Linked DNA regions of Mus musculus: region 1 is linked to region 2. Evidence: chromatin loops called from intact Hi-C (ENCODE). Cell type or tissue: heart. All regions are shown on one strand. Each heading gives the region's core, and the rest is flanking DNA. Links, peaks and the distances in the headings are about the cores only. Region 1 overlaps Ctr9 (CTR9 homolog, Paf1/RNA polymerase II complex component). Region 2 has its middle 35 kb from the start of 1700012D14Rik.

Region 1 (12,544 bases), core at 2,668-10,667, 100 kb before region 2:
GCTGCAGGAGTGCAAGCAGACTCTGCTGAAGGTAACAGGACTGCATCCGCCCCCGCCCCCGCCCCACCCCCCAAATGGCTGCCTGGCTTTTACTTGTTTACTGAATGCTTTTGGTGGCATTCAGTCATAAGAAGCTACCTGCATTGCTTTCTGTTTACAGGCCAGACACGTGGCACCCAGTGACACAGTTCTGATGTTTAATGTGGCCTTGGTCTTGCAAAGATTAGCTACCTCTGTCCTGAAAGATGAAAAAAGTAATCTGAAGGAAGTCCTTAATGCTGTGAAAGAGCTGGAGCTCGCACACAGGTGAGAGCTCTGAGGAAAGGGGCTTTACAGTGGTTTGTTGCCTTAAAACTGCCTCAGGAGATTAAAAAAAAAGATTTTCCTCAAAAGAAAAATAATAATAATAACCATTAGGGGAAAGCAAGCATTAGAGGTCTAGCTAGCAGTTTAGTTTAAGGTCAAAGCACACAGTTGCCATGTGGTGGCGCCATACTCCAGGCAGAGTCCAGGCAAGTCAGCCTTGAAGCCTGATTCCTAGAGCTGCCTGGCTGGCTGTGGGCTCTCGGGGATTTTCATTCACCTCTCAGCAGTCCGAGCCAGTGTTTTACACTTGTGAGCTGTTTCGTCTCCACTTGTGTTGGTTTCATGTTCTGTTCCAGTGTGTCTTTATGGGATGTTGATTTTCATCAAGCTAGGATTAAAGATCTTATCACTTACTGCTTAACAGATTTATTCAGCTCAGTTCAAATGTGTTTAACCTTATAGGACTTAGCAGTTCAGTGTGTGGTAGATGAAAGCTCCCATCTCTGATGATCAGCTGTGCTATTGTTCATCTCTGTTAATGTTTCTTGCCTCATCTGGTGAAGAGTAAGTGCTCTCGTGACTTCTGCCCCACCCACCGTGCTGACACAGTTAGTTAGAAAGTTTAATGTTTACTACCTGTTGCTATGGTTATTTCTTAGTTTACTGACAGTATTAACTATATTTTACCTTTCTTGATGAACTTCTGTTTATTAAACAGGGCCTTAATATGAGGATTGAGTGAAATATCTTTTATCTTCTATCTTCTTCTTCCATTTAGGTACTTCAGTTACTTGAGCAAAGTTGGAGATAAAATGAGATTTGATTTGGCCCTTGCTGCCTCTGAAGCCAGGTAATGCCCTATTCACAGAAGGTGGCTTGGGGGTGGGGAGCGGGGGACGGGGAGTAGGCACGTTGGGTGTGGATTAGGAGAGTGTGACCATAACAAAGTGGTCCTGGCCTTCTCGGGGCCACTTATTCCCTCACCCACAACACCTTTTCAGATTTCAGGAAATTGATGTAGTCTTCTTAGGTTGTTGGAAAGTGCTTTCTCTTTCTGTTGTCTTTTTGAGGCATGGTCTTGCTCTGAAGCTAGACTAGAACCAGGATCCTCCTCTCATGCTACAAGCACAGGCCTGAGCCACCACACAGCTAAGAAATACGTGGCTGCTTTTCTCACGTTATGTCCATGAATCAAGACAGGAATTCTGAGTTGGGGAACTTGGAACAGTGACTTTAAGGAAAGCAGGTGCTCTTAACTGGATATTATGTCTTTGCATCTGAAATATTAGGCAGTGCTCTGACTTACTGAGCCAGGCCCAGTACCATGTGGCCCGGGCACGCAAGCAGGATGAGGAAGAACGGGAGCTGCGGGCCAAGCAGGAGCAGGAAAAGGAGCTCTTAAGACAGAAGCTTCTCAAAGAGCAGGTGCGTCTACACTGAGCTCAGGAGGGCGGGTGCCTCTGTGTGGGAGGAGCTAGCCCTCTGTCTTCTCTACACTTGTTTAGTTCTCTCTTCTTTCCTTTCCTTTCCTTTCCTTTCCTTTCCTTTCCTTTCCTTTCCTTTCCTTTCCTTTTCTTTTCTTTTCTTTATGATTTTTTCGAGACAGGGTTTCTCTGTATAGCTCTAGTTGTCCTGGAACTCACTCTGTAGACCAGGCAGGCCTCAAACTCAGAAATCCGCCTGCCTCTGCCTCCCAAGTGCTGGGATTAAAGGCATGTGCCACCACTGCCTGGCTGTTTGGTTTATTATAAGAACATTTTGATCAATTCCCATATATCCCCTTCCCCCCATTAGGAAGAGAAACGTCTCAGAGAAAAGGAAGAACAAAAGAAACTTTTGGAACAGCGTGCCCAGTATGTGGAGAAGACCAAAAATATCCTTATGTTCACTGGCGAGACTGAAGCAACAAAGGAGAAGAAAAGAGGTGGAGGTGGAGGGCGGGTAAGATCTGACCCACTGTCTGCAGCCACCTCAGAGGCTGCCTTTGAGCTTTCTAAAACGAAGAGCTTAGTTTAATTGGCTCCGTACTTACTTCTTAACCTTGACTTCCTCTACCAAGGGGTAGTCTTCTAACACAGATCGCAGTGTCCGGTGTGGGCAGTGGTCCCTGCTTTTGTGGTGGGTGTGATGCTTTGGGTGAACATGGGCTCAACACACGTACTCTGCAGCTCTTACACTGCCGACTTGAGCAAGCCAGGTAGTCCCTGCTCCCATGGGAGTGTGACTTACAGGGTTTACAATGAGCATTCGGGAGAACTGGACTTTGAATCATGGTCTTCTCCCAAGCTGAGGCATCTGGTTTGACGTTTGGAATGTGATGCAGGGTAGCTGCAGAGACCATACCTCCCTCCCAGTCAGCTCCATGGTCATGGGGGTAAACAACCAACACCTTTCTGCATTCCCAGAGCTAGGGTGGGCTAAATGCCTTTTAATTGAAGGTGTGCTTGCCTTGTGCTGACTTCTCAGGAAGTTGATGACATCTCATGTCAAGTGCAGAAAGTGTGGGCCTAGCCAAGCCCCTCTTCCACATGACTTAGTAAAAGCTCTTCACTTGTCAGAGACCCGCAAGAGCGCTCTCCGGCCTCCTGCGCCCTAGCTGTGCTCTCTCTGCCTGGAAGTGCTGATGTGGTCTCCTTGGGTCCATAGCGTTCCAAGAAAGGAGGCGAGTTTGATGAATTTGTCAACGATGACACCGACGATGACCTCCCTGTATCCAAAAAGAAGAAGAGAAGGAAGGGCAGTGGCAGTGAACAGGAAGGCGAAGAAGAGGAAGGTGGAGAGAGGAAGAAGAAGAGGAGGAGAAGGTAGTGTCCTCATTACTGTTTAAGCATCTACAAAGGCGAGAGACCTTTTGCTTTGTTTATAAATGCTTTGCTTTATTTATAATCTTCCCAAATTGCCTCCCTGCTTTAGCTTGTTTCAGAATCTCGAGCATTTAATTTACATGTGTCTCTAGGTTAGTCCCTGAAACAGCTGATAGTCACAGTGTCCTTTTGTTTCTTGAATTAGGGTTTATGTATCCCATACCAGCCTTGAATTTACTGTGTATCCCAGGTTGGCCTTAAACTCACAGAGATCTACTTGTCTCTGCCTCCAGAGCTCTGGGATTATTGGTGTGCAACACCATTTGCAGTTTTCTTTTCTTATAATGTATTTTGGACACAGATGTGAATTGAGCAGCCTGGGTGGCAGCTTCATTGACTGCATGTGCAGTACTGGCCGTCACTGAGCCATTCCTCTCTGGAATGTGAGTGATGGATGTGAAAGTGCCCTTTCACCACCCAGTGCCATCTGTCGCACGCTCTCCTGCCTAGGAGTCTTCTTTCGGCAATTTTCTCAGACCCGTCCTTCCTGTGCCTTCCTATCCTTGAGAAAGAACCTATTGATCCATTCAGATCATCACTTGTGTAGCTGTAATGAGGATCTTGGTAGCAGCTGAGAGGAAGGAAAAGTAGGGGAAAGATTTGGAGATCCAAAACATAGGTTCCTCACTCAGGCACTGAACCTTGTGCAGATGGCAGTGTAGATGGAAGAGGGAGCCGCATGGTGACAGGGTAATGGCAGCTGTCACGCAGACCAGTCCCTGCAGACTGTAGAGCCTGTGCCCTTGAGTGCATAGTATAGCTGAGTATCAGTGTCCATACAGAATGGCACTACTGTGATGGCAGTGTAGCCTTAGACCCGGCAGCTACCAACCTCCTGACAGCCTCTCATTCACTATTCAAGACCTCCAAAGGGAGAAGAGGGATCTGAGGAGGAGGAGACAGAAAATGGCCCCAAACCAAAGAAGCGCCGCCCACCGAGAGCAGAGAAAAAGAAGGCTGTGAGTTCTAGAGCTGATTTCAGCTCTGTGTGTGTGTGTGTGTGTATGTATGTATGTGTGTGTGTGTATATGTGTATGTGTGTATGCTGTGTGTGTGTGTGTGTGTGTATGTGTGTATGTATGTGTGTGTGTATGTGTATGTGTGTATGCTGTCTGTCTGTCTGTCTGTCTCTGTCTGACAGAGTGCCACAGTACACTCTTCTGCAGCTTCTTCTAGCACAAATGCTTGCTTTCATTGGTGGCTGTTGATTCTGTTACTATAATAAAACGTAGCTAGTAAGATGTCCCAATAATAAGAGAAGCCCAACTAATGGGTTTTGCTTGACATTCTCTAGCCCAAGCCAGAACGCCTGCCTCCTTCAATGAAGGGAAAAATAAAATCCAAAGCCATTATATCATCAAGTGATGATTCTTCAGATGAGGATAAACTGAAAATTGCTGATGAAGGGTAAGAACCCCCCCCACACACACACACCTTGGTAAATTTTAATGGTAAATAAGTCCCAGTTTGATAGGGGGCAGGAATCCCAGGGTAAATTCTAACTGTGGGAAGCTACAGTAGCTGCTAACCAGCCAGCTGGACCCTCTTCTGTGTCTTTGTCTTTAGAGGAAAAACAGAACTGGAGAGCAGATGACTGGCAGTGGTCAGTGTGCTGTCCTCGCCAGCTTCAGGCTGGCCTTGTACTCTATGCCTAGCTGTCTTGTAGCGAGGAGAAACCACGACACATATCAGCTTAGCTGATATCCTAGATGGCACACTCATCCCTAAGCAAGTGTCATCTGCTGCCCAGCACTGACAGGCCAGCAACTGCTAGGACTGGCCTGGACCTGGCCTTGTGGAGATGAGGAACTTAGTGACCATTTCTTCCCCTGCTGGAGACACACCTCTGCCTTCCTTGGTGGACTTAGCTTACCCACCCTCAGCTCATAGCCTTGATGACGTGACTCCTGACTGCGCTTGCATGTGTGTTTCCCTCTTTTAGATCGGGACACAAGGAGCCTTTCTTTAGTATGTAGGACGCTTTCCCTTCTCCCTAACCTTCCCAGTCTGAGTCCTGTTGGAATGTGTCATGGAAACCAGAACTGCTCAGCATAAGTCTGAGGCAGCCTCTCTCAGCGCTTCTGACATATTGAAGCAGGAGGCCAATATCACAGCTGCTGCTATCTCCCTTTCCCTGACACGTCAACCAACAGTGAAGGAAGCTGGGAAGAAAAGTTAGTAGCCTAAGGCCCCTTACTTAGCCCTGGCTTCCTGTCTGATAACCTTGTCCTTGTGAAGACCTGGGGCCTTCACAAACCTGAGAACAGCACTGAGGTCACTCTTCTTCAGGTGTCTGTTGACATGGATGTTTTAGGACAGAAGTGTTCTGCTGTTCCAGTCTTAGGACTTCTGAGTCTCAGCCACCATCAGGGAGCCCATATTTTACTTGTTTTGTTTTGTTTTGTTTTGTTTTTCGAGACAGGGTTTCTCTGTATAGCCCTGGCTGTCCTGAAACTCACTTTGTAGACCAGGCTGGCCCCGAACTCAGAAATGTACCTGTCTCCGCCTCCCAAGTGCTGGGATTAAAGGCATGCGCCACCACTGCCCAGACACATTTTAGCTTTGTGCCTAGGATTCCCCATTCTGACCTTCTGAGTTTGAAATTGAAAAATGCCTGCTAAACAGAACCTAACACTCACTGCTCATGTGCAGACTGGCTGCCGGTCACTGTGTGCTCCCTCATTGTTGATCTCAGTTTACAATGAAGTGTCCGCATTTACAGAATAGGACACAAAACAAGTACCACAGGCCCCAGCTCCTGTGTAACGCACAAAGGCTGACCCAGAACAGAAAGTGCATTTGGCTGTCCTAGTGTCTCATCCTCACCTCTCTCTTCCAGACATCCCAGGAATAGCAACAGCGATTCTGATGACGACGAGAGGCCCAACAGACGCGCCTCATCTGAGAGCGACTCAGATGACAACCAGAACAAGTCTGGCAGCGAGGCAGGCAGCCCTCGGAGGTCGGGTAGACAGGAGTCGGATGAGGATTCCGACAGTGACCAGCCGTCCAGAAAGAGAAGGCGCTCCGGCTCTGAGCAGTCGGACAATGAGTCTGTGCAGTCAGGGAGAAGCCCCTCCGGAGCTTCTGAGAACGAGAACGATTCTCGCCCGGCTTCTCCAAGTGCAGAATCGGACCACGAATCAGAGCAGGGCTCTGACAACGAGGGCTCTGGCCAAGGCTCTGGAAATGAATCAGAACCAGAGGGCTCAAACAACGAGGCCTCAGACCGAGGCTCAGAACATGGGTCAGATGATAGCGACTAGGTTTATTTCATCAAAGACTCCATGGGTTGGGAGGAGCTTTATAATATATAAAAGCTGTGATAAGAAACCTTTCAGGTGGTTAGTCACTTGTAAACTTTTTCTTAAGGCAATTTTTTTTCTACTTGTATATTTACTAACTTCCAAGAGACATTTCCTGTGCTGGAGAGTCCAGTGTCCCAAGCTGGAGCAGTGAGACTCCTGCATTGTGGTGCAGCTCCACCTGCCATATGTGAAAACTGCAGTGATAACACAGATGCTAAAGCATTCCCAAGGCTTGCAAGCCAGGCTAGCCCCTCCCCTCTCCTCTCCTCTCCTCTCCTCTCCTCTCCTCTCCTCTCCGGTAGGCAGCATGCTGCTATGTACAAACTTGTACCAAATGTTGCAGAAGCAGAGATAAAAGCCTTTGTTCCCTTTTGAGTTGAGACTGAGTTTTATCTCCAGAGGAAGAGATGTCCCTGTACTGAACTCTGTTGGAAGGGGTTGCAGCCATGAGCAGAGTGCAAACACGGGAGGGTAAGGTGTGGAAAGTGCTTTCCTGGTGTCAGAGTGGGAAGACCTCCCCAGTCACTTAATAAACCCTTTACCAACCATGCGAGTGCCTGTGTGTCCTCTTTTTTTTTTTCTTTTGGCTCAATAACATATATTTAAATATATTAAGCAAAACATTGGGAAGCTATCCAAACCAAAGGCAGTTTCATCAAGGCTTTTGTAATTCATGGCAGATTTCTGGAGGCTTTTTTTTTTTTTAAATATACTAGAAGGCTACAGTTTTGTTTATTTTATGTATATGAGTACACTGTAGCTTTCTTCAGACACACCAGAAGAGGACATCAGATTCCATTACAGATGGTTTGAGCCACCATGTAGTTGCTGGGAATTGAACTCAGAACTTCTGGAACAGCAATCAGTGCTCTTAACCACTGAGCCATCTCTCCAGCCCAGCTATGGATTTTTGTTGTTTTTGTTTTTTTTTTTTTTTTTTTTTTTTTTTTTGAGGCAAGGTCTCTACATAGTCCTGGCTGCTCTGGAACTCAGTATGAAGATTAGGCTGGCCTTGAACTCACAAAGATCTGCCTTTCATGTCCTGAGATTAAAGGCATGTGCCACACCGATTTTTAATAAGTAATTATTTTTGTAACCATTATAAAAAGTCTGTGGCAAGTCGGGCAGTGGTGGTGCACGCCTTTAATCCCAGCACTTGGGAGGCAGAGGCAGGTGGATCTCTGAGTTTGAGGCCAGCCTGGTCTACAGAGTGAGTTCCAGGACAGCCAGGGCTATGCAGAGAAACCCTGTCTACAAACAAAAGTCTTTAGTAATCAAGTATTATTAAGTTACCTTAAAACAGTGAACTGAGGATGCAGAGATAAATTGCCCCCTTCCAAAACACTCCGTGAATACAAGTTTGTCCCTATGGAGTGAAGTGGAATGTAGTGAGTGTCTGCAGACTGGGGACACCAAGGAGAAAGCAGACCAGACAAATTTCCTCAAACAGGAGACTCCAAGGTGCTGGGCAGCCCTGCTTCCTGGAGGACCTCTGAGGTGCTGCAGAGGCAAGGCCAGTGACTAAGGGAGCCAGTGACTCCTGGGAACCTCAGAAGCCTGAGATTTGGGTCTGCTGGGTGGGTTCAGGTCACACAGCTAATTCTATGAATTGTATGTGAGGAGGCAGGGTTCTCAGCACTTCTGTCTGCACTTTCCAGAACACTAATACTGCTCAGACCTGTCCCCAAGTGACAAGAACCCATTCCCTTTACTACAGGTGATAATAGCTCTGGGAAAGCCAGAGGTAACATGTGAAGTGTGGTTTCTGTTAAGGTCAGGTTCAGTACTCTTGGTTATTCCATTTAGAATAAAACTGGGATTCTAGGATGTTCCTTGCTCTAGGAGACTCCATTGTGTAAACAACTTTTTAAAAAATGTATGTGAGCCTGTGTGTACATAGGGGTACCACATGCATACAGATGCCTTCGAAGGCCAGAGGAGGACATGGAGCCTCTGAACTGGAGTTGGAGGTTGTGAGCTACCTGGTGTGAGTGCAGGAAACTAAGTTACAGTCTTCTGGAAAAGCAGCAAATACTTAGAAATGCTGAGCCGTTTCTCCCGTTCTTTACAAACAGTTTTTTACTCCATTTTGAGGGAGAGATGGCAGCAGTTTCTGATAGACCTAGAAGTACCATCTGACAGGCTGAGAATAGAAAGGGTGCCACCCTGTAAGTGAGTTGGGGAGAATTAAGACTGTAGGGGCATATGTAAGTATTAAAATCACATCAGGAGGTAGAGGCAGGTGGATCTCTGACCAGCAGAGCTACATGGCAAGACCCTGTCTCACAGAAATTCACGAGAACCAGGTGCAATACTATATTGGACACATTGACCAAGGAAAGAGTGTAACTGTCTTACCAGGTCCCCATAAGTGACAGCATGGTCTCATGGTCTCATGGCCTATTGTCTGATACCTGGAGCTTCAGCTAGCCTCAGTCCCCAGCTGGTTACAAGGCCTACTTGGCTGCCGCCTGTTCTGTTTACCCCTCTGGATCTGGACTTGGTCACCTGCTTCCTGCTCCTGACCCATATCCTGCTTCGGACAGGTTTACTCTCTCACGGAGCAGCTGTACTTCGCAGCTTTGCTCACAGACCTGATTCCAGCAGCTCCCTCCAGGCACTCTCTGGATCATTTTTCCCCCTGCAGTCTTCCAGTCCTTTTTCAATGCCTCTCAAACTCTGCTGTGGTCTCAATACATATATATCTATTCTATAACCCTTATATAGAATGGGTGTTTTGAATAAGAAGGGCCCCTAGAGACTCGTATATTTGAATGCTTGATCCACAGTTGCTAGAACTGTTTGAGAAGGACTAGGAGGTGTGACATTGTTGAGGGAGGTGTCACTGAGGGTGGGTTTTGAGTTTTGAAAGCCCACACCATTCCCAGTCTTGTGTATGTGGGTTGCTGTCTCTCCTCTCTCTGTTTGTCTCTGTGTCTTTCTCTGCCTCTCTCTCTCCCTCCCCTTCTCTCCCTTTCCAGCTCTCTTTCTCCCCCCCCCCCCCCGTGCTTGTGGATCAAATATAAGCTCTCAGCTACTGCTTGAGTGCCATGTTTGCCTGCCTACTGCCACCCTTCCCACCATGATGGTCATGGACTTGTCCTCTGGAACTGTAAGCCCCCAAATAAAATGCTTTCTATAAATTTCCTAAGTCATAAAGTTTTATAGCAATAGAAAAGAACCAAAGACAATATAAAGATATTTAGATACATTTCCTGTGTTATGTGCGATGTGAGCAGTAATAATATAGATTATTGCCATCACTTAAACACTGAACTTTGTAAACTTATTGTCACTCAATGAATTCTGACATTGTGTTCCTGTGTGTCTAGCCTAGTGTATTCACGTTTCTGTGGTGATCTGGCCTCAGAGGTGCCTGTGAGTAACACCCCGTCTGCTTTTTGTTGAATTAGCCTGTTTGTGTCCCCAGACTCCCAGAACAGCAATGTTCTCATAGTGCTGGCTACACTGTCTGCCTCAGAAGACGCTGTGAGGTTTCCTCAGGCAGACACAGCTTCCTTCAGTGCCTGGACAATCACTCCAGGAGTGATCCAGACTGGGAGAGCCCTCTGACAAGGGACCCATGACTGACTTAACTGGCCCTGCTTGGCTCCTGCTGCCCTCGGGGCCTCACAGCAGCTGGTCTCCAATCCCCAGAAAAATCATATGAATGCATGCTCCTATGCCTTGTGCCCCACTTGTCTGGACAATGGGCTGAGTTCAGACACCCTTTCATAGATTATTCTTTTGAAACTTCTTCCTTCCACCCAGTCTTTGTGCCATTCAGTCCTCTGAGCAAAATGGCCACCATCTTCCTCAGATGAGCTGTGCCTGCTTGCACTAGCCTGTCAGTACTGGCCCTCTAAACTGTTAACAAGCTTCATAGAGAGGCAGTGGAGAGGGCCATCAGACCCTCACGGGAGATTCCTACTGCTCCTTTCAGCCATCTGGAGGCAGTTCTGCCCTAACTATGCATGGCCTCGGGGGCTCGGGAGCTGCTGGGGTAAATAGGCTGTGGAAAGTCAGCTGAACGGGGCTGACTTTCTGTTTCCGGCTAGCATTTTCTATTTTTAAATAATAATTATTGGGAAAGACTTCAACTTGGAGGTAACCAAAAAAAAAAAAAAATCTTTAATCTTAATTATGTATCTATTTTGTGTGCTTGTGTGTACTGAAGCTGCTCCAACCTCACTACTGCTGTCTCTCCAGGGACTAATCTCTGTTTGGTCATGAAAGCCACAATTAACTAATGACTGAACACTGGGTAGGCTCGAGGCTTCCAAAAACCAGATTTTCAGACCTTCAATTGCTGAATTGATCTCACCTTCTCATCCAACTTGTTTTTCAAACATCTTTAAACCAATAAGGCTTTTTCATGGCACACAAAGCCTGCATAAAGAAGTCCACAGACTACTGTGTGAATGCCTTTGATCCCAGCACTCGAGAGTCAGAGACAGGTGGGAGCTCTGTGAGTTCGAAGCCAACCTGGTCTACTGAGCTAGTTCCAGGACAGTGATGGCTACACACACACACCCCTCTTGTCATGAAAAACAAAACAAAACAACAACAACAAAAAAAAACCAAAACAACCAAAGAAAGAAAGAAAAAAGATCGGCAGACAAGTTGTGAAAATGCTGAATGCTATAGTCCTGTCACAATTTGCAAAACTTTTGGTGCTTGAATGGATTGTACCAGGAGTGGAGTTGCCCTCTTGGGAGTTCTGTAAGAGGAAAGTGGGGCTCAATTAGAAGACCCCGTATTGCCAGGTGGAGTGGCATAAGGTACACTCCTGAGCTAAGGCAGAAGGATCTCTGTGAGTTTAAGGCCAGCCAGGGCTATATATAGTGGGATCTAGAAGAGCCTGGGGTACCTTGTGAGACTCTATCTCAAAACAAAACAAAACCAGCCTTCCTGGACAAATAAACTTCAAAGCAGCTCCATCTGCCCTACTCTGGAGGTGTCCTTAATGTTTTTAAGATACATTTTATTCTAACCCTGTAAATGTGCCTGGTATGTGGTATACATGAGCGCAAATACCTGTAAGGGCCAGAGACATCAGATACCCTGGAGCTGGAGTTGCAAGCTGTTGCAAGCCACCCAACACAGGTGGGTGCTGGAAAACAAACTCAGGTCCTCAGGGAAAACAACAATCACTCTTTTTGTTTGTTTGTTTTGTTTTTGTTTTTTTGAGACAGGGTTTCTCTGTATAACCCTGGCTGTCCTGGAACTCACTCTGTAGATCAAGCTGGCCTCGAACTCAGAAATCCACCTGCCTCTGCCTCCCAAGTGCTGGGATTAAAGGCGTGTGCCACCACTGCCTGGCCAACAATCACTCTTAATCACTGAGCCATGTTTTCAGTCCCTGTACTGTCTTTGAAAAGTGTTTTCTATCATTTATTTGTGGGGAAGAAGGGGTGATGTGTATGCCATAGCACACATGTGGAGGACAGAAGAAAACTTGTGGGAGGTTGCTCTCTCTATCCACCATGTGGGGCCTGGGAATTGAATTCCCACCACCAGGCTTGATGGTAGATATCCTGCCCTATTGAACCATCTCATACACACACACACACACACACACACACACACACAGACGCACACACATATGCAGGCACATATACCACACACACAGATACACAGACACACTTACACAGGCACAAACACACACACAAACATACATATACACATACTACACAGAGATATACATACATACCACAAACAACATACACACACACTGCACAGATACATACACACACACACACACACACACACACACACACACACACACGCTCTCTCAATTGCACTGTTCTCATTTCTCACAGAATTGGAGGTGGAGGTTACCTGTGTGCCATAGAACACATGTACAGGTCAGAGGACAATTTGCAGGAGTTGGGTCTCTGCCTCTACCCTATAAGTCCCTAACCTGAGACTTAGGTCATCTTGGTGACAAGCACCTTTACCACCTCGCCCACCCTCCCACAGCAGACTTCTGTGATTAGGATATAAACTTAAAACTGACTCTCTTGGGCTCCTGCAGGGTTATAACTTGGACACTGGTCATTGTCG
Region 2 (12,544 bases), core at 3,092-11,091:
GAGAGAGAGAATTTTAGGTTAGCTGGACCTAACTACTGACTGAGAGGCACAGCTAATCCATGTAGGCTTTTGTAAAGGGGCTGAGGGAAAGGATCGACTGAACCTTATTATTTTCCTTTCCTCCATTTCCCATGATTCTTTTCCTTGATAATACCCCAAAGGAACACCCAGGGGAAAGGAGCCATGGATGCATCCACACAGACCCCTATAGAGTAGGGAGAAGAACAGAGTAGATTTACAGGTCACGCTGAAGATGTTCCACACATAAGCTTATTCAGGACAATTGTAAGGTAAACCTGAAGAAACGGACTACCCCAAAGAGGGATAAAGCAACCAGAGAGCCAAGAAGCTGAGTCACAGCTATCCTAACCTATTTTGTGCTTGCACAGCATGGCCAGCATGACTTAAATAAATGAGACCCCAAGGCTCTCACACAACCCCAAAATGAAAAATAGAGTGGCTACTAACACAGTCAACTCACACAGGTGTAAGACGGAGTCAGCCTCCTAACAACTTTCTCCACTAACCAGAGCTGACTAATGAGTGGTCTATAAAGCAGTGTAGCTCAGGCAGCAGCCAATCTGGAGCAAGTACTTTCTGGGTGCTCCAATCCCTTATTTGTATGAAGGTCAGGACAAGGAACCTTTGATGAGAACCTTCTTATGTTCAGTTACTTCTTTGCTTGTTTCCTGCCCTTCCTTCCCTCCCCTCCCCTCCCCTCCCTCCCTCCCTCCCTCCCTCCCTCCCTCCCTCCCTCCCTCCCTCCCTCCCTTCCTTCCTTCCTTCCTTCCTTCCTTCCTTCCTTCCTTCCTTCGTTTTTGACACACAACCACCCACAGGTTTATTGGCAGTAACTTTATAAAATGTATTCATGATATCTGATGTTACAAAGTTGAGGGTCTTTGAGATATGATCTCTCTTAATGGTTTTCATTGTTATTTCTTTCTCTTTCTTTCTTTCTTTCTTTCTTTCTTTCTTTCTTTCTTTCTGTTTTTTCTTTTTCTTTTTCTTTTTTTTTTTTTTTTTTGACAGGGTCTCTCTGTGTAGCCCTGGATGTCCTGGCACTCACTTTGTAGACCAGGCTGGCTTCAAACTCAGAAATCTGCCTGCCTCTGCTTCCCAAGTGCTGGGATTAAAGGCAGGTGCCACTAACCACTGCATGGCACTTCTTAAGAGGCTCCTTATAAGGGTCTTCCATTGAACTAGGAGGGTCCTCACTGCTGGTCACGTCTTCATCACAGCACTGTATGAGTTCTGAGATTGATGAGGCAGACAGAAGCCATCATCAAACCTCTTCCCCCTACTCCACTGCACACAGCAACCATAGCTGCCATGCTTCTTTGATGATCCTCTCCCTCTTCTTTTCCTTAACCCTTCTTTCCCTTTCTTTATGGAGCCTCCAGCAAGGCTTCTCAGAACAGCATTTCTTGTCCTGCTCAAACAGATGTCCTAATAGACTTAACTGTGCTCCTCTGGGCCTGGTTTTATTTCTGGACCCAAGATTCTGGCTCCAGTAGCACTAAGCTTTTTGGTGGGACAATTGGAAAGTAGGTTCTTATATCTACGTGCATTTCTGTGGCAAGCACACCTGAAGCTGTTGGCCACTATCACCACTATAGAGAAGAGATTTACAGTAAAGAAACTGGGATAGTTTTTGATGACACAATCTAAGTATTTGTTTTCAATTATATTTAGAATTTTCAGCTAGGGATTAGAAATTTCTCCTCTGCTTTTAACAATCATGTGTCCATTATTATGTCTTAAAGATGCCTGACAAATGAACCATATGACTAGTCTTATGCACAGTAGAATTCAGCTCCTTGAGCCATACAGCTGATCTGCTACACCAACCAATGGCTTCTAATCAAGTCACTTAGCCCATCAAATCTCATGTCCTCAGTCTGTGCAGATGCTAGCCCATCTCTGTCCAAACTCATCCGGTGCCTGCCTCAGTTCTTCCTTCTTCTTTGTCACTAAGAAATTTCAGAAGTCAATGCCTAGAGGCATAGTTGGGCAACATCTGGGATTTACAAATTCAGGGTGTTTTAGGAGACAGTATTTTAAAATGTGCAGGGAATTAAAGATATACCCCTCTCATATGTAAAAAGGCCCAAATTGATATTGATTGGCTTAAAAAAATTGAGGTCTTAAAGTGTGCACAAATTTGGTAAAGTCAGGCAGATCAAATTATTTTACCACAGAATTACTTTTTGTTGTTGTTGTTTTGTTTTCAACACAGAGTTTCTCTGTGTAGCCCTGGCTGTCCTGGAACTCATTCTGTAGACAAGGCTGACCTCAAACTCACAGAGATCCTCCTGCCTCCACCTCCCAAGTGCTGGAATCAAAGGTGTGCACCACTACTACCCAGTGGCAACAGAGCTACTTCTAATATAAGAATAGCACATATTTTTAACATAAGGACGGGCCACTGCAGGACGGGCAGGTTGAATATTAGCTCAGGATGAATAGTGATTGTTCTGGAAAATAATTAGCCTCAAAACACATTGATCAGTCATTGTCTTTGATAGCTAGCAAGTTCTAAATTTAGAGAGATCCTCCTTCTCCTCTTCCTCATTTTCTTCTTCTTCCTCCTTGTCCTTTTCCTCTTAAAAAAGATGTATTTTAAATTATGCATATGTGTCTGTGAGTGATTAAGTGCACGTGTAAGACCAGAGAGGGCATCAGATCCCATGGAGCAAGGGTACTGGGAATCAAACCCCAGTCTTCTGCAAAAGCAGTAGGCTCTCTCTCCAATGCCGGCCTCCTCCCTTGGGTGTCCATCTCTGCTTTCCACATCGTTTGAGAGAGGGTTTCTTGTGGTTTTGCTTCTGTGTATACCAGATTAGCTGATTTGGGAGCTTTGGGGGGGATTTTCCTGAATCCAATTCCTATCTCACCACGGGAGTGCTGGGATTACAGACCCATGTTCTACCACTGAGCTTTGTGTGGGGTCCTGGGATTAGAACTCAGATCCTCACACTTGGACAGCAAGCACTTTTACCAGTTGAGCAACCTCCCTAGCCCATATGGAACCTTCTCTGTCTGTGTGTATGAACATAAAACCAAATTATCTTTAATACACTTCTCACCAGCAAGCAAGAGAAATGTTTTGTGGGCTGACAGCGGAGAGCTATCTGCTTTCTTTAGCAAAGTCTTGAAGCTGTGTGTACCTTCCTCCTAGGTTACCTCTTCAACGTTCCCTCCACCTATCAGGAGAAGTTGAAGACTCCGTTGTGCACATGTGCAGGAGGAGAGACGACGAGGGACGAAACACCTAGTGGCAGAGCTGAAAGAACAGGCTTGCACGTGTTCCTGCTTTTCTGGGATCTAGGCTTCACCTCTTTAAGCTCCTGCACCCTCCTTTATGAAATGAGGTGGAAAGCATCTTTCTCAGGGCGTGGCTGTGAGGACCCATGAGACCGTGTAAGCAAAGTTTCTAAAATAATGTGCGGTGAATTTCTTCATAAACAGTCTTAAGAGTAAGCGCATCAACAAATCCGGGCAAGCTGGATTGGCGGTGTAACAGAGATTCCACGTGGGATGCCTCACACAATTGTCTATGTTTGTTTCTTCTTCCTGCTCAGACTTCCCAGATAGACTTTTCTAACCTCATCTCAGGGAAGCATGAAGCAATGGAAGCAACAACAGGTTTGGAAAGCTTTAGTTTCTTTCCTTGGCTGACTAAACCTGCTGCTGAGAACTGGCCTAAGAAATACTCTTAAATAAGTCCCAGGTGCTAAGATGCGTACTAGAGACTCCTACATGATGGTAGAAAAACACCAATATCCACTAGTCAGGTCAGTTATGGCAATTTCACTAAAAGCAGTGGTTCTCAAATCTTTCACAGGGGTCACATATCATACATCCCACATATCAGATATTTACATTACAATACATCACAGCAGCAAAATTACAGTTATGAAGCAGCAATGAAAATAATCTTATGGTTGGGGTCATCACAACATGAGGAACTGTATTAAAGGGTCACAGCATTAGGAAGGTTGGGAAGCCCTGCTAAAAGGGCTACTCTGCAGTCACTGAGCTGGTGCTGGGGAGATGGCTCAGACAGGCATGAGGACCTAAGTTCAATGCCCAGAATCTACACAAAAAAGCCAGATACAGTAGTATGCATCCAGTAGTGGGAGGTAGGGACAGGGAGAGCTCTGGAGTTTGCTGGCCTGATTGGTGAGCCCTAAGAGAAGAGACTCTGTCTCTAAAGAATGACACTAAACCAAGATAAGAAGCTCCCAAGGATGTTACCTACCTGAGGTTGTCCATGAACGTCCACATACACCTGGACACACACATACTCGCACACACAAAGACAAGCATATAAAATATGAACACACACACACATATCTGCACACACACACACACACACACACACACACACACACACACCCCAAAGACTATTCTATGTAGTGACATGGCAACTGTTTATGATTTAGCATTAAGTCAAAGGAGGCATGCAGAGTCCTGCCTATGTTATGACATACTATGACAGGTGTGTGTTCATGTCAGAGGCACCTTTAGGCACCTTCTGGTCCCCTGGGTACTCCATGTATATTAATATTATACACTGGCTTATGGAGAGGATTCTCCAATCTATTATAACTTGGCTTATTTTTTGACCAGTTATAGATGCTTGGCTAGGAATCTTTGAGATGAGCAGAAATTGAGACGAATTTTGATAATGTCCAACTCCTGTTGATGGGTGAATAATCTAATAAATATTAGCAACCAAAAAAATTGAAATAAATATGGGATGACCCTTCCTTTCCTGTTGATAAAAAGCATTGCCAAATTTTGTTTTGTTTTGTTTTTGTTTTTTGAAAAATGGTCTCAGCAAGTCAAGAGATGAGCCTAAAATGTAGCTGCCTCAGGTGAGGGAGGGGCTCTAGAGATTAAAGCTACCTTGGAGGCAGGGCCAGGGAAAACCCTATTGTGAGAACCAAAAGGCCCGGTGAGACACTCAGGGACACTGGAAGCTATCTACAAGCTACCCAGAGGCTGGCTGACTTACAGAATCCTCACCGCAGCCCACAGGGAAACTGTTGTGTCCAAAACAGATCGAGCCAGAAACACGTGATAAGACAGTCGTTTAAAAAGAGAAGTTTAAGAGTCACCAAAGGGCCAGAAGCAGCTGTGACAAGGGATTAAGAGCCCAGGAGGTGAGAGCAGAAACAGGGAATCCAGGAATTGGCTAGAACAGGTGCTGCTTGGGGTCCTCCTGGGCAAGCTGAGGGAGGAGAGCAGTGGAAATAAGGGTTCGGGGTAGGGAGTGGGGGTAAAGGTTCCCCTGAATTTAAGGGTCCTCACAGACACCAACAGTATACAGAAGACCATTCAGAAATCTCTCACCCTAGCTTGGGCTCAGAATGAGAAATCAAGACAGAAATTCCCCTGGTGAATCAGGCTGAGCCCAAGGGGAGGGGAAGGCTGTTTAGAGATAAGGATAAACCCTATTGGGTGCTTAGGTAGAGAGACAAGTCTAGGCACTGGAGCCCAGGCTCTGTGAGTCCTGCGTGCTCAGGCCTGAATGAAAAACTAGGTTTGGGGGAAGAGACTGGCTGGTGAATCACAAGTCCCAGATGTGGGGCACACACTGCAGGCAGACCGTGGCTGCTGTCAGCAGATTTGACCACAGCCTGGGTTAGCTGACAGGCTCAGGACACCGGCCCTGGTTTTAGGCCAGAGAAAGGAAGAACTGCCCCTGGACCCTCCAATATGAAAGCCACAGAGCCCCACAGAACTCCATCTGGGTGAGCAAAAGTATTCAGAACCAGGCTTTACAAGTTGGTTTTATGATGCATCTGGGCTGAAGGTGAACCACCCCAGTCATTAGCTCACTTCCCCTGGGGCTGAATTCCGCAAGGAGCCAGGGGAACGGGTTTCTCCAGCACACACAGACCTGTCCATCAATGTTTGCTCAGAAAAATCCTTGGCACCTCAGAGGCTGTCCCTGGCTCACCTCTGAGACCATGTGCTTTCTCTTGCAGGCAGTTTTGCTGGCTGTTCCCGTAACGGACAGGACAAAGGGACTATATTAAGGCTTCCCTGGGTTAGACAAGATTGGAACACGTCAGATGGCCAACTGCTAGCACATTGTGGTGTCCAGTATCATATATCTTTTCTCCCTCCCTCCCTCCCTCCCTCCCTCCCTCCCTCCCTCCCTCCCTCTCTCTTCTCCTCCTCTATCCTCCCTCTCTGTCTTTCTGTCTCTTTCTCTGTGTCTGTCTCTTTCTGTTTCTGTCTCCATTTCTCTCTTCCTCTCTCCCTCCCTCCCCCTACCTCTCTTGGTGTGTGTTCTTTAAATTCCAGCTTAGCAGCCACATGATTTAGGTTACTTCTGTCCTCCTAAAATAGGACTCTGGCCACGTCTCCAATGGAGGCCCCGGCAACACACGGGTGGGCTGGCTGCCAGGGCTGGCGGAGGGAGATGTGGGCTGGAAATAAACTCATCGTGTTTGCTTACAGCTTCTTCCCCCCACCTCACCGGTGAGTCAGATGGCTTCTCACCCCACATTTTGCTCTTACCCTCTTTTCTCTTCAGGGGTGGGGGTGGGGTGGAGGATGCTGTCAGGTTTAAAATACACCCTCAAATTATACGTATTTGTATGCCCATATACAACAGGGACTTGTTCTTTCTTTAATGCAATACAGAATTATTTTTGGCTTTTTCAGGTTCATTCTGTTTTAAGTCATCCTTGGCTAGGAAGTGAGCGCCAGGAGTTGAGAGAGTGAGATCTCAAGTCCCCACCCTGCTCCTTAGTAACTGTGGCATTTGGGGCAAGGCAGTTCACCTCTGAAAGCTTCTTTCTCAGCTCTCGGCCTCCCTTGGGCAAGGCCTTCTTTGTAGCCCCGGAGTATGACCCTTGACCTTCATTCCCCAGGCTTGTCCTGACAGTGGGTTAGGTCTGTTTTATAAATGTTTTGGAAACGTGTGCCATTCCTGGGAGGGGTACTTCTCCCTAGTTTATCTTCTCCACCTCCACTCCCATCTGTTTCTCCGAATTCTTCACAGTTACTCAGCCGTGTCTGTGAATGAAGTGTTGGGAACCGGAGACAGGCCATCTCTATCTGGTTTTCAGGATGCACTATCTCCAGAATGCCACTCACAGCATCTCTGTATCTGCTGCTTCCCAGAGGTGGTTCATAAATTCCCAATGTGTTTGTTCGTCACGTGGTGAAATCCACCATTTCTTGCTTTAGCCACATTTAGGTATCCAGTGCAGTGACCTCAAGTATGTTACAGTGCTGTGGAATCAGCTCCTGCGCCATCTCTAGAACCTATTTATTTTGTAAAACCAAGACTGCATCCAGTCATCTAGCTCTATAACCATTTCCCCTCCCCTGCCCTTTCTCATTGAGTCTGACTGCCTCAGCTAAAGGCAACCATACAGTTTTATGACTTGTGTCTTCAAGGATCATCCAGACTGTTTTGTGGGGAACTGAGAGAGAAGTTTTCAGAACATCTCAAAATTAGATAGAAAAGACAACATTTTTTCCCAGAAGCCACTGTGAAGGAAAGACTGAATGGACTATACACTACTTTATTTAGGTATTTTTTTTTCATACATACATACATACATACATACATACATACATACATCTTGCAGGACCACAAAGTTACTTTCTTAAAACAGATGTAAAACCATGTGGTCTATCTGCACAGCTGGACCTCAGCTGAGCATGCAGAAACTGAAAGACACCAGCATATGACGTGTAGAATGGGATTACAGCTTTCTTCCCAAATGTTTATTTCTCTTTCACAATTTTCCTGGCGACCAAAGAGCCCCTGAGAAAGAATGCTCGAGCCATTCCCACAGATGGAGTTCAGGCATTGTGACAGTCACTCCTAATTGTCAGTTTGGCTGGATTTATAATCATGTAGGAGACACATCTTTGGGCATGTCTGTGAGGGTGTTTTCAGAGAGGATTAGCAGAGGAGGCAGGGACGATGTACCATGGTGGGGACCCATTCCACAGGCTGGAGGGGCCGGTACTGGATTAAAATGGGAAAAGGAGAAAGCCAGATGAATTTCCACAGTTGTCTCTTTGTTCTGCTTTTGGTCCCTGGGATGTGAGCCAGCAGCCACGTTGCTACCACAGATGGGAGCTGGTCCTACTGTCATGCTTTCCCCCTCATGATGGACTGGATCCCTGGAGCCATGAGCCAACATAAACCTTCTTCACTTCTGTTGCTCCTTGGCAGGACATAGCAATCAGAAAAGTAATACAGGCATGTACTGTACCCACTTTTCTTGCAGAGATAGGAGTGGTTCGAGGGGTTCTGGCTACAGTCAAGTTTCAGAAGGAAAAATTGGGAAGGAGAAGTAACTGAAGGGCAAGTGCAGCTGGCACCAGAGGGAAGCAGCATTGGAGTCCTGATGTGCAGACTAGAGTGGGCATTTAAGCAACTATGAAGGTGTAAAGTAGGCAGGAATCCCAGCTCTCAGGCCTGGTGGTGGACTCCTGACTTGGTGTGTCATACCACGGAGGCAGTTTCTTTATTGTTATTTTAGATATCATGCTTGAATCCAATTAAACAGAACAGAGGGTGGAGGTCAGGAAGATGGCTCAATGGTTAAGGCATTTGTTGTGCAAGTGTGAAGACCTATGTTCGAATCTCTGGAAACTGTGTAAAGCTGGACGCAGTATCTCAGGCATCCCAGAGATCCTACAGCAAGCTGGGAGACAGGGGTGGGAAATTCCCAGAAGCTTGAAGGCCAAGTAGTCAGATGTACACTGAGTTGAACAAGAGACCCTGTGGTGGTTTGAATAAGAATAGGCTCATATATTTGACTACTTGGAATTAGGAGGTATGACTTTGTTGGAGTAGGTGTGACCTTATTGGAGGAAGTGTGTCTCTCAGGGTGGGATTTGAGGTTTCAAAAGCCCAAGCCAGTCCCAGTGTCTCTCCTGCTGCCCGTGGATCCAGATAAAGAACTCTCAGCTACTTCTCCAGCACCATCTCTGCCTGCATGTGGTCATGCTCCTCACTGTGATGACAATGAGCTAAATCTCTGAAACTGTAAGTCAGCCAGCCCTAATTAAATGCTTTCCTTTATAAAAGTTGCTGTGGCCTATGGTGTCTCTTTGAAGCAATAAAACACTGACTAAGACAACCTTATCTCAAACAAAGTGGAAGACCAGGATCAACACCTAAGGTTGCCCTTTGACCTCTATATACTTACACAGTGGCACAAATAATCTTTAAATGTGAACACACACACACACACACACACATACACACACACACAGACACACACAGAGACGGAGAGGGAGATGGGTTGGGGGGGTGACTATACAAATATGTAGTCCCATACCCAAATGTAGCCATTGATGACAACTTAGGAATGTGACGGCCACTTAGAGTAATGCTTCAGAGACTTCAGCATGCATATAAAGTAGCTGATGTATTTTGGGATGAGGCCCAAGATTCTGTACTTCTAAGGAGCTTGCAGGCAACATTGATGCTGTTGTTCGAGACCTCCTGGAGGTCTAAGGAACTAGGGGGGCACCGTGATAGCACCATAGTCTCCGGAGTCTGGAGCTCAGCAGCCTGGAGTGGTACAGCCCATGACTTTTATGTTCTGCTTTGAATCCAGAACCAATAAAATCCAAAAGAGCATTTTCCTCTAGAGGAAATATGGTTTGAACCTGTATGAGGCTATTTATAAAATTTACTTCTAAGTTTACATGAATATCACATTTTTATTGTGAGTCTATTATTGTGTTTGATTATAAGAAGTTGCATTAGACTCTGTTGGGGTGATGCTAGAGAGGCATTTTACCATATTCCAGAGCCCCAAATTCTGAATCTTGAAATATTTTTGACTATAAGAGTTTGTGCTGCATAGCAATTTCTTCTAACTTAAAACCTTCCAACTTGGGGAAAGCTCATTAAGACAAGGGATGTTCTTTAAAAATGTTTTTCTTTAAAAATATTTAATTAATTTTTAATTGAATATAGATTCTTCTCTCATAGCATATATCCCTACCATAGTTTCCCCTCCCTCTATTCCTCTCAGCTCCCCTCCCCACCTGCCCTCTCCCTCAGATCCATTCCCCCTCCATTTCCTCTCCAGAAAAGAGCAGACCTCCAAGAGACATCAGCCTAATAGGACAAAACAAGATACAGTAAGACAAGGCAAAAGTCCTCATGTTGAGGCTGGACAAAGCAACCCAATAAGAGGAAAAGAGTCCCAAGAGCAGACAGAGTTGGAGACACACCTACTCCCACTGTTAAGAGTCCCACAAAACACCAGGCTATCAGCTATAACATATATATATATATATATATATATATCAATCATATATGCAGAGGACTTGGTACCGACCCATGCAGCCTCCTTGTTTGAGGGGGTATGGGTAAGAGAGTAGGATGACAAGGGATATTCTAAAGTGAGGTGGAACATTCCATTCTGCAGGTAATCTTAAGCTCAGGAAATAAACAATTCAAAGGCTTCAGGAAGTTCCTGAAACTGACCAGATTCACTAGGTCTCTCCCTTCCCAAGCATATATAGTCTCTATAGTCTGGAGCTCAGCAGCCTGGAGTGACACAATTAAACAAGCTGATCTGCTTAAAAGACACTCAACAAGCACACAGCCCAGAAGAAGCTCAAACCAACCGAATTACCTGGAAAGGACACTCTCCCACCCGTTAAGATATCTACAGGCTATGCAGTGTGCTCCAGGTCACAGCTTTTTTGAGCCATCACCCATGTTAGGGTGGACTTTTGGTCATACAACTGTCTTTGAGTAATTTCTGCTGCTCTAAGTAACCCCTCACCTATAAGTAACCCCAATAAAACTCATTGGTTCATCAAGTTGGACTTTGGTGTTAACTTTTCTTTTGTCTGTTTCCTGTCTGGGGTGAATAGACTCATGTCTCCCCAGGAATTGTGTATACAACAGTTGTTTGTCTGTGATAATCAAGGTGAACACATGGACAAATTGATAGGTAGAACACTCCATTGGGTGCAGAGTTATCTTTGGGGGAATTTGTAGCCAGGAAGCACAGGTGATTTAAGCAAGGACAGAGGTAGGTGAGGAACAGCTTTCTTTAGCTGACACTTGAGAAGCAGAGAAGGCTGATATGCACAGAGAGAGAGAGAGAGAGAGAGAGAGAGAGAGAGAGAGAGAGAGAGAGAGAGAGAGAGAAAAGAAGAAGAAGGAGGAGGAGGAGGAGGAGGAGGAGGAAGAGGAGAAGAAGAAAAAGAAGGAGAAGGAGAAGAAGGAGAAGAGGAGGAGGAGGAGAAGGAGGAGAAGGAGAAGGAGAAGGAGAAGGAGAAGGAGAAGGAGAAGGAGAAGGAGAAGGAGAAGAAGACAGAAGAGGGTTGGGGTGGGGGTGAGGGAAGCCAGGGTTTCAGTATCTTCTTCAAAGGGACACTCTCAATAACCTGCTCCCTCCAACTAGGTTTCATTTCCCAAAGGCTCCAGCACCTCCTAATGGTGCTACTGGTTAGGCATACAGGCCTTCAGAGGACATTTCCTGATCAGAACTACATCTTCCATAAAAATTGTGAACAGTATGAGTGGAGAGTTTCCAGATTGGTGAACACAAGGACAAATTGAGAGGGTAGAGCATCCCAATTCCATGGGGGAAAGAAGTTCTTGTACTCCAGACCCTTATAGAACTTGATGTGTATATCCCTTCATCTGATAGAGCCATAGAGCCTTTGCATCATTAATGCTACCCTTTACAGGAAACCAGGACACATAATGACAGCACTTCCTGCATTCTGTGAACTGTTATGGTAAGTTGTTGAACTTGAAAAGAGAGCTGTTCAGTCAAGTCAGACTGAATGGAGATTATTTTGGGGACCCACTACATTCAGCTCCAGGCTAAAGTGTGGGTTATTTAGGGAGTGCTTGCTGCAATGGACATTTAAAGTTAATGTCCTGTCTGAGAGCCTGAGTCTGTCATCTACAGAGTCTGCAGTCACTATGGTTAGTTGGTGTCTGAGTTAGATGACAGGATGGTCTGAGTAGGATGACAGGACATCCGTCTGGTGTCTTCAGAGAAGTGGAGAGTTGTCTGGGATGGAAACCTGACTCTTGGTGTCAGAAGTGTGAGCAGGGAGACACTTTCCAGTTTGCTGTTTCAGCATCAACAACCTGTTCCCTTGAAGGCTGGGACAAGCAGCCACCCTCTTATATAAATTTCTGCATTTTGTTAATGCAACCTAAAGTGACTTCCCTAAGACACTTTATAAAAAGGCTTTGGAGAACGGATGTGTACATGGAATTCTCGAGAGAATGCCAATTTATTAATTTCCATGTTGAGTAGCTGCCAGTGGGACCAAGAATACTCCGACTCTGGGTCAGCCTGTTCTCTCCCAGTAGGGAAATCTGCAGGGGAAGCCAAATTATAACGAGAAGACTACCTGATGAGAGCAGACAGAGCAGATAATTAGGGGATCTGAGCAGGCTGTCTCCAACTGGGGATGGCTTGAGGCACTTTCTCCTCCTCCAGCATGTACTCAACCTGCCAAGTAGTGGACGCGTGTGCTTGTGCTAGCTCACCCTTGGAAAATA

The links. A loop is a pair of places that touch in the nucleus more often than their neighbours do. Peaks named below come from ENCODE experiments on the same cell type or tissue, not always from the same donor. Only the 100,000 strongest peaks of a DNase experiment are listed, where the experiment ranks them.
Region 1: it touches region 2 in a loop (2.5-fold over the local background); 4 of 42 quality-filtered maps call a loop at or near these places.

What each region holds. Positions count from the first base shown.
Region 1 is chr7:111,049,350-111,061,893 of GRCm38, forward strand. Ctr9 (CTR9 homolog, Paf1/RNA polymerase II complex component) reads left to right here. Exons shown (of 25, transcript NM_009431.2): 17 at 1-31; 18 at 161-306; 19 at 1,085-1,156; 20 at 1,596-1,731; 21 at 2,101-2,247; 22 at 2,953-3,110; 23 at 4,033-4,129; 24 at 4,465-4,577; 25 at 6,010-7,028. The coding sequence ends at 6,436. Among named protein-coding and RNA genes, the nearest start is that of Ctr9, 27 kb to the left of the region's middle. In heart, for the core only: no CTCF peak of the experiment used is centred there; a DNase peak (open chromatin) is centred at 6,052; H3K4me3 peaks cover 350 bases; H3K27ac peaks cover 2,866 bases.
Region 2 is chr7:111,151,098-111,163,641 of GRCm38, forward strand. No RefSeq gene overlaps it. Among named protein-coding and RNA genes, the nearest start is that of 1700012D14Rik, 35 kb to the left of the region's middle. In heart, for the core only: no CTCF peak of the experiment used is centred there; DNase peaks (open chromatin) are centred at 5,044, 5,614, 5,974, 6,424 and 2 weaker places; H3K4me3 peaks cover 947 bases; H3K27ac peaks cover 2,547 bases.